Regions from separate parts of the Homo sapiens genome. Here region 2 is linked to region 1. Evidence: read pairs that join two places in POLR2A ChIA-PET (ENCODE). Cell type or tissue: PC-9. All regions are shown on one strand. Region 1 has its middle 5.3 kb from the start of NDUFS5. Region 2 has its middle 52 kb from the start of MACF1.

Region 1 (5,000 bases):
TTTTTCTGCTAAAACTTTTGCTAGTTTTCTCAAAACACTCTCATAATAAGCAGATGTTATTGTTCTTTGGCCCTCCAGAAAGTCAATAAACAAAATGCCTTGAACATTAAAAAAAAAAAAACGAATGACATGACCTTTGCTCTTGACTGGTCCACTTTTGCTTTGACCAGACACTTCCACCTCTTGGTAGCCATTGCTTTGATTGTGCATTGTCTTTAGGATTGTACTGGTAAAGCCATGTTTCATCTCCTATTACAATTCTTCAAAGAAATGCTTCAGGATCTTCATCCTGCTTGTTTAAAATTCCCATTGAAAGCTCTGCAGCTGATCTGGGCATGATGGTTTGGCACCTGCCAAGTGGAATGTTTGCTCAACTTTAGTTTTTCAGTCAGAATTATGTAAGCCGAACCAAGTGAGATGCCTATGGTATTGATTATTATTTCTGCTGTTGTCAATCCACTTCAGTTAGGACACAAAATGTTTTTCTCATAAATTGATGTGGATGGTCTGCCACTGTGGGTTTCATCTTCAACATCATTTCATCCCTTCTTTATTTTGTTTCTTTTTGGAGATGGAGTCTTGCTCTGTCGCCCAGGCTGGAGTGCAATGGCGTGGTCTCGGCTCACTGCAACCTCCGCCTCTTGGGTTCAAGCAGTTCTCCTGCCTCAGCCTTCCCAGGTAGCTGGGATTATAAGAGCCCACCACAATGCCCAGCTAATTTTTGTATTTTTGGTGGAGACGGGGTTTCACCATGTTGGCCAGGCTGGTCTTGAACTCCTGACCTCAGGTGATTCGCCTGCCTCAGCATCTCAAAGTGCTGAGATTACAGGCATGAGCCACCACGCCTGGCCAAGTATTCTTAAAGAAAATAAATACTAGGAGTCTGTAGTAGAGGCACAGCCCGGCCTAATCTCATCCCTTCTTAAAACAAATTATCTGGCCACGTGCGGTGGCTCATGCTTGTAATCCCAGCACTTTGGGAGGCCGAGGCAGGTGTATCACCTGAGGTCAGGAGTTCAAGACCAGCCTGGCCAACATGGCAAAACCCCATCTCTACTAAAAATACAAAAATTAGCCGGGCGTGGTGGCAGGCGCCTGTAATCCCAGCTACCCAGGGAGGCTGAGGCAGGAGAATCACTGGAACGTGGGAGGCAGAGGCTGCAGCGAGCCTAGATCATGCCACTGCACTCCAGCCTGGGTGACAGAGTGAGACTCCCTCTCAAAAAACAACAACAAAAAACAATTTATCTATTTGTAAACTGCTGATTTCTTTGAGGCATTGTCCCCATAAGCTTTTCGTAAAGCTTCAATGATCTCACCATTCTTCCACCCAAGCTTAACCATAAACTTGATATTTGTTCTTGCTTCAATTTTAGCAGAATTCATGTTACTCTTATAGGGGCTCTTTTCAAACTAATGTCTTATCCTTCATAGTGCCTCAAAGTAGATCCTGCTCAGACATGTTATAACAAGTTAGTACAAATTTATTTTGGTGCAAAAATTTTTTGAAATCTATGCATAGTTTTTTCATAATACACATTTTTCATAAACTTTGTGAAGACCTCTTGTATGTCCAGCTGAATACTGCAGGATTATATAACTGGTAACTCATGGCCCTTGCCCACAAAGTGCTAGTGGCGAGTTATCACTACCTTTTCCAGTCCCCTGCCCCTTTTCTTGTTTGTTGATGGTGTCATCTTCCCAGCCACTTAGGCAGCAAACTCTGGAGTTGTATTCTGCCTTTTCCTTTTCTTTCATTTAGTATTTAATTACAGCACAAGTTCTGTCAAATATTCCTTCAACAAATTTCCAATTTATCTCTTCCTTCTTGTCTCCCAACTCCTCACTCCAATCTGTTCTGCATGACTGGTCATCCTAAAATACAGATTTCATCATATCATTCCTCAGAAATACCATGCAGGGTTAAGCATGATGGCTCATGCCTGTAATCCCAGCACTTTAGGAGACTGAAGTGGATTGCTTGAGCCCAGGAGTTCGAGACCAGCCTGAGCAACATAGTGAGATCTTGTCAATACAACAACAACAAAAAAAATTAAAAAAAAATTAGCTGGGCATGGTGGTGTGTTGCTTGTAGTCCCAGCTACTCAGGAGGCTGAGGCAGGAGGATCACTTGAGCCCAAAAGGTTGAGGCTGCAGTGAGCCATGATTGAGCTACTGAACTCCAGGCTGCAGTAAGCCATGATTGAGCTACTGAACTCCAGTCTGGGTGACAGAGCAAGACCCTGTCAAAAAGAGAGAGAGACAGAGAGACAGAGAGAATGGAAGGAAGGAGGGAGGGAGGGAGGGAGGGAAGGAAGGAAGGAAGGAAGGAAGGGAGGGAGGGAGGGAGGGAGGGAGGCTGGGTGTGGTGGCTCACACCTGTAATCCCAACACTTTGGGAAGGCAAGGTGGGTGGATCACCTGAGGTCAGGAGTTTGAAACCAGCCTGGCCAACTTGGTGAAGCCCCGTCTCTACTAAAAATATAAAAATTTGCTGGGCATGGTGGCAGGTGCCTGTAATCCCAAATACTTGGGAGGCTGAGGCAGGAGAATCACTTGAACCTGGGAGGCGGAAATTGCAGCAAGTCAAGATCACGCCATTGCACTCCAGCCTGGGCAATGGAGTGGGACTCTGTCTCAAAACAAACAAAAACAAAACAAAGACAAAAAACCACAAAAACAAACAAAAAAAACTCAACACCTTTTACAATAGCTGCAAAAAATAAAATAAAATATTTAGGAATATACCTAACCAAGGAGGCAAAAGACCTCTACAAGGAAAATTACAAAACACTGCTGAAAGAAATGATAGATGACACAAACAAATGGAAACACATCCCATGTTCATGGATGGGTAGAAATCAATATTGTGAAAATGACCATACTGCCAAAAGCAATCTACAAATTCAACGCAATCCCCATCAAAATACCACCACCATTCTTCACAGAATTAGAAAAAACAATTCTAAAAAAAAAAATTATAAAATTTATATGGAACCAAAAAAGAGCTTGCATAGCCAAAGCAAGGCTAAGCAAAAAGAACAAATCTGGAGGCATCACATTACCTGATTTTAAACTATACTATAAGGCCATAGTCACAAAACAGCATAGTACTGATATAAAAATAGGCACATAGGCCGGGTGCAGTGGCTCACACCTGTAATCCTAGCACTTTGGGAGGCTGAGACAGGCGGATCACCTGAGGTCAGGAGTTTGAGACCAGCCTGGCCAACATGGCCAAACCCCATCTCTACTAAAAATAAAAAAATTAGCCCGGCGTGGTGGTGCACACCTGTAATCCCAGCTACTCAAGAGGCTGAGGAAGGAGAATTGCTTGAACCTGGAAGGTGGAGGTTGCAGCGAGCCAAGATCACGCCACTGCACTCCAGCCTGCTCGACAGGAGCGAGACTCCATCTCAAAATAATAATAATAATAATAATAATAATAATAAAATAAATAAATAGGCACATAGACCAATGGAACAGAATAGAGAACCCAGAAATAAACCCAAATATTTACACCCAACTGATCTTTGACAAAGCAAACAAAAACATAAAGTGAGGAAAGGACACCTTTTCAACAAATGGTGCCTGGACAATTGGCTAGCCATGTGTAGGAGAATGAAACTGGATCCTCATCTCTCACCTTAAATAAAAATCAACTCAAGATGGATTAAGGACTTAAATCTAAGACCTGAAACTATAAAAAGTCTAGAAAATAACTTAGACATTGGCTTAGGCAAGAATTTCATGACGAAGAAGCCAAAAGCAAATGCAATAAAAACAAAGACAAATAGTTGGGACTTAATTAAACTAAAGAGATTTTGCATGGCAAAAGTAACAGCCAGCAGAGTAAACAGACAACCCACAGAGTGAGAGAAAATCTTCACAATCTATATCTGACAAAGGATTAATATCCAGAATCTATAACAAAAACAAACTCAAACAAATCAGTAAGAAAAAAAAATCCCATCAAAAAGTGGGCTAAGGACATGAATACACAATTCTCAAAAGAAGATATACAAATGACCAACAAACATATTTAAAAAAGCTCAACATCACTAATGATCAGGGAAATGCAAATCAAAACCACAATGCGATACCATTATACTGCTGCAAGAATGGCCGCAGTAAAAAAATCAAAAAAGGCCGGGCGCGGTGGCTCATGCCTGTAATCCCAGCACTTTGGGAGGCGGAAGCGGGTGGATCACGAGGTCAGGAAATCAAGGCCATCCTGGCTAACACGGTGAAACCCCGTCGCTACTAAAAATACAAAAAATTAGCCGGGCGTGATGGCGGGCGCCTGTAATCACAGCTACAGGGGAGGCTGAGGCAGGAGAATGGTGTCAACCCGGGAGGCGGAGCTTGCAGTGAGCCGAGTCGCGCCACTGCACTCCAGCCTGGGCTACACAGGCAGACTCCGTCTCAAAAAATAAATAAATAAATAAATAAATAAATAAATAAATAAATAAATAAATCAAAAAACAGGCATGGTGGCTCATGCCTGTAATCCCAGCACTTTGGGAGGCCAAGGCAGGCAGATCACCTGAGGCCAGGAGTTTGAGACCAGCCTGGCCAACGTGATGAAAGCCTGTCTCTACTAAAAGTACAAAAATTAGCTATGCGTGGTGGCAGGCGCCTGTAATCCCAGCTACTCGGGAAGCTAAAGCATGAGAATCGCTTAAACCTGGGAGTTGGAGGTTGCAGTGAGCCAAGGTCACGCCACTGCACTCCAGCCTGGGGGATAGTGCAAGACTCTTGTCTCTAAAAAAATAAATAAAATAAAAAAGCAGTAGATGTTGGCATGGATGCAGTGATCAGGGAACAATTCTACACTGCTGGTGGGCATGTAAACTAGTACAGCCACTATGGAAAACTATGTGGAGATTCCTTAAAGAATTAAAAGTAGAACTACCATTTGATCCAGCAGTCTCACTACTGGGTATCTATCCAGAGGAAAAGAAGTCATTATACGAAAAAGATACTTGTACACACATGTT
Region 2 (5,000 bases), 130 kb before region 1:
ACAGACAGGGAAACGTGAAAGACTTAGGATCTGGCAGACTAATAGGCATTCTCTGGCCAGCTGCTGACAAAGCGGAAAAAAAGCCCTTCTGTCTCCAACAGCCCTTACAAAGGCACAGACACCTAAGAGCTGAGTGGAACTTGACTGAATGCAGCCAGATCAGGAAGTCCAAGACTACAGTGCCTGAGATGTGGTCCTGAGGGCTTCTGAATCTACAGTGACAGGATGGCTGTTAAAAAAAAAAAATCCCTTACCCTGCTCAAGGACAGAGCCCAGATGAGTCAGGTTCAGGATACTGCTCCTGAAACAGGGCAAGTCTGTCAGCAGACAGTTACTATCGAGGAGAAAGATCTAGACCAATGAGGCGAGAACGAATCATATCTTAGAGTTCCCATAGTTCCCCCAAAGCCCCCTAGAAATCAACACCTTCCATAATTCCTTTGAAGCAATCTTTCTCCTAAAAACAAAGGTCCCCCTCCCATAGAGCACCCACGTATCAGTGTCAGAGAAACTGAACCTGGACAGCAAGATCAAGGAATTCATTCAATCATTCATCCCACATATATCTGTTGAATGCTTACCAGGTAGGAGGCACTGACCTACATGCTAGAACCCAGAACTCAGAGTCTCACCAGAGGGAGAGCAGGACGAAAAAAATATGGCAGTGTCTCGTCCACGGCCATACCACCCTGAACACGCCTGATCTCGTCTGATTTTGGAAGCTGAGCAGGGCCAGGCCTGGTTAGTACTTGGATAGTAGAAATGGCAGTGTCTCCTCAGATTCAAAGATGAGGGTCATGGGGTCATCAAACTAAGGGCACAGCTGACTTCCAACTGCTCACTCTTCAGACAAACCCTGAAGAAATTTAAGAACAGAAAAGGTAACTCTCCTCATATAAATACACTGATTTTCTTTGAGGCAGAACTGACATCCTGACAACCAGTTGCTACTATTATCCCAAAGCAGCTGCTAACCCAGGAAACAGCAAAAATGTCTCCAGTGACTTAAGGAGCCAGTAACAAAAGCAGGTGCCAGGTTCAGGGACCTATTCAGGGAGCAACAAAGATCACTTTCTTCATTGTCTCCCCCTGGCAGCAGTGTCTGGTGGAGAGAAGCGTTGAATTACACCTTGTCCTTCTGGTCTGCTGGACAGAAAATGAGTTTGCCATTTGAAGAAAGGGCTGTCCCCAGGGCCACAGCTGCCTCTGCAGGGCTGAAGAAAGGAAGACAAAAAAAGTCAGGCTTCATACTTCGAAGGAAAGGGCTGAAATGGCAAGACCAAGTGAGGCTTTAAAGGAAATTAAGTGTAGGTCTGGCAAAAAGGGTACGAAGAGCTCTGCTCACCCTGTGGCCACCCCAGGCCTGGGTAATTACTTCACGTGGATTAGACCTATGCTTCACGGCCCAACAAGAGGCTTTAAAAGAGCCCATGCTTTAGGCTACAGACCCTCGAATAAGCTCACTCTCGTTGAGCCTTTTCTTTTTGGCTGTGGGTCCAAGGAGAAATGGTTGGCTCCTTTGAGTCCTTTCCTCCCTAAGGTGCTTATGTAATACTAAGAGATCAAATGAGGTAAGAAGCACTGAGCAACTGAGAGAGAAGGCAAAAACACTTGCTTTTAGGATAAATCTGTACCTATAGGACCTCAGATTCTAGCCCCACCTGAGACTAAGGTTCCCCTCTCAGTTTATAAAATCCCAAAATAACCTAAAAGCCTCACTGCCAGGCATTCTGAGGACCTAGGAAAAGATCAGAGGTAAGAGTCACCTTCCACTGGAACAAGGTTATAGATCTCTAGCAGAGAGATGGAAGGGTAGGAAATTGATTTCCACAAAGGCATATTGAAACAGTCAGGTGTAACAGAGGTCAGGTCAACAGCTTCCTACCACCCGCAAGAACAGTTTCTCTCATCAACTCCATCAAAACCCAGAGGATACAGCTGCACCACTAAGTCAGCTAAAGATCAGTGCCTGCTTAGGAGAACTACATTTGGTTATTCTGAAAAACCTAGTGGAAGAAAAGTGCTTACTGGCTCAACTCACCTGGGCTGTTCTGCCAGCAAATCAAACAAGTCTCTAGAAACATAGGCCACCAACTGCCTTTTTTTTTTTAATTTGTTTAAGTCACTTGGTTTGTGATAAAGTTCTGGTAGCATTCTTTTGTTGCTTTTGAGTAGAGGAAGAAGGCAAAATAAACATTTTTCAAAAGTCAGATTCCAGACACCAAAAATAACATAACGGAATTTTCCTCTGAAGCTGCCTTTTGCTAACAATGAGGCTATATTTAAAAAGAAAGTCCAAGATAGAATGTATGGTGGCACCTCCAGAATGGTAGTGTATGAATTCTGAGGAACTTTTTTACTGTGACGTCTAAGATAAAATTCTGTGGGAGAACATCACAATGTTGAGGAAGTGCTAAAAGCACCTAACAGGGAGAACGTCAATGAGGGTGTCAACATCTGTTTAAAAAGTAGTGGGTACATATGTATCTGCTATACATTTTCTGTACTTGTCTATATGCTTGAAATATACAAAATTAACAATTACAGCAATGTGACTAGAAATATTCCATGGAGTTTAAAAAAGAAAAAAAAATTAAAGCAATGAATCAAATTATCCATCAAATTTACAAGTACACATACCTTTTGAAACAGCAATTCACATTTAAGAATTTTACCTAAAGATATACACTGTGCACGCCGGGCACAGTGTTGCATGCCTGTAATCCCAGCACTTTGGGAGGCCAAGGTGGGCGGATCACAAAGTCAGGAGATCCAGACCATCCTGGCCAACATGGTGAAACCCCATTTCTACTAAAAATACAAAAATTAGCTGAGCATGGTGGTGGGCATCTGTAATCCCAGCTACTTGGGAGGCTGAGGCAGGAGAATCGCTTGAACCTGGGAGGTGGAGGTTGCAGTGAGCTGAGATTGCGCCATTGCACTCCAGCCTAGGTAACAAGAGCAAAACTCCGTCTTAAAAAAAAATAAAAAATATATATATTTTATAAAAGACAAGAATGTGAGTTCTGAATCCTGATCCCAGTACTGCCACTGAACACATACCCTTCTTAATCATTCATATACTCAACAAGCAGTTTTTTATTCACTACCCTGTGCCAAATTTGTAGAGCACTGATGGAAATGAAGAGCTCTCAGTCTCTTTCCTCTCTCAGCTTATAATCTAGTAAGGGAGACAAACAAGTAACCTAACACATAATATGGTACAACTAATGCAGATAAAGATATACAGAAGCAAAGCAAAAAGGAAGCCTAGTGGCCTAGGTAAGGATTTCCAAAGGAGATGATGCTTGAACTGGGACCTCAGGGCCACAGAGAATTAAGAGTGAGGGGAACAGGGTGTTTCAGACAGAGGAAACAAAGTAGAAACATGAGCAAACATGAAGCATTTAAGCAACTCAATTTAATATGGCTAGAATGTAGGGTGCTTTCTACTTCGGAAGAATAATGGCAGGAAATGAAAGCTTTGCATGCCATGCTAAAGAAACCAGATTCACCCCAAAGACAATGGAAACCCATTGCAAGGGCTTCCGAGTGACTATTTTTATAATCAGATTTTAATTTTAGAAAGAGCATTCTGGCAGTAACGAAAAGGAAGGGAGGAAACCAATTAGGACACTATAGATACAGAATCTGAACTAAGAAAGTACTACTGTTATCAAAACAAAGGAAAGGACACAGATTTGAAACGAAATTATACAGCATTTGATCGCTGTTTTATTTGAATTGGGGTCTGGTAGGGTGTATGGACAAAGAGAAGGAAGATTATCAAATGATTCCCAAATATCTCATTTGTGTGCCTGGATAGAAGATAGTACCTTAAATAAAGTAAGGAGTAAGAGAGAGAAAAGCAGGTTTGCCAGAGTGAAGGGTTTCATCTGGAACATGTTGAGTCAAAGACACCTACAGGATATCCAAAAGAAGTCCTCTAGCTCTCAGAGATAAAATCTTGGAGCTCGGAAGAGAAAACTGGCCCAGAGTCACCACAGCAGTTGAAGCCATGAGTACAAATAAGATCACTCATGAAAACTATGTAGAGTGCCAAGGACAAAATCCTAGAAAGTATCTTTCTTTAAAGGTGAACAAAGGGAAGATAAATACGAAAATGAGGAAGAAAGAAAATCAGGAGAGGATAAAATCACAAAAGGTTAGGGAAGGAGAAACTTTTAAGGAGAATGGAGTGTTTCATAGTGTCAAGTACCACAGAAAGGTCAAGTAAGATCAGAGCTGAAAATTTACCATTGGATTTGGCAATTAGGAGGTGACTGGTGACCTTGACAACTGCAATTTCAGTGTAGCAGAGAGGGTTGGAAGCTAAAAGGCAGGTATATACCATTCTTCAAGAATCTTGGAGGAAACAAAGAACACGGCTGTGAAAGGGGATTCTCACTTAACATCTTTTGTTTTCCACTCCCCCTCCCATAATATGTTTGAGTATTTAAGAAAAATAAAGAGGAAAATGCACATAAAATAATGTTAACATTTAGTAGGTATTAGGTGTAGAATGACAATAATCCACTGTATTATTACCATTACTTTAAGCAGATTCCATTTACTTTGTAAATCACCAAATATTTTTTGACACTGTGCAAAATACAGAACTAGTAATGTGAGAGACAAAAAAGAGTTTATGCCAGGCACGGTGGCTCACACCTGTAATCCCAGCACTGTGGGAGGCCAAGGTGGGCGAATCGCTTGAGCTCAGGAATTTGAGACCAGCCTGAGCACATGGCAAAACCCCATCTCTAGTAAAAATACAAAAAAATTAGCCAGCCATGGTGACATGCGCCTGTAACCCCAGCTACTTGGGAAGCTGGGGTGGGAGGATTGCTTGAGTGCAGGAGGTTGCAGTGAGCCGAGACTGCACCACTGCACTTCAGCCTGGGTGACAGAGGGAGACAGTCTCCAAAAAAAAAAAAGTTCATGATATAGTCCCAGGTTCTAGGAGTTTAAAATCCTGTAGAAGAAAATAATGCATACAT

Evidence for each region. Peaks named below come from ENCODE experiments on the same cell type or tissue, not always from the same donor. Only the 100,000 strongest peaks of a DNase experiment are listed, where the experiment ranks them.
Region 2: POLR2A ChIA-PET joins it to region 1 with 10 read pairs; 4 of 35 experiments call an interaction of 5 or more read pairs at or near these places.

What each region holds. Positions count from the first base shown.
Region 1 is chr1:39,018,517-39,023,516 of GRCh38, reverse strand. No RefSeq gene overlaps it. Among named protein-coding and RNA genes, the nearest start is that of NDUFS5, 5.3 kb to the left of the region's middle. RefSeq lists an enhancer at 3,116-3,285. In PC-9, no CTCF peak of the experiment used is centred here; no DNase peak of the experiment used is centred here.
Region 2 is chr1:39,149,968-39,154,967 of GRCh38, reverse strand. It overlaps a transcript of MACF1 not described here and the pseudogene RNA5SP44. Among named protein-coding and RNA genes, the nearest start is that of MACF1, 52 kb to the left of the region's middle. In PC-9, no CTCF peak of the experiment used is centred here; no DNase peak of the experiment used is centred here; H3K27ac peaks cover 1,434 bases.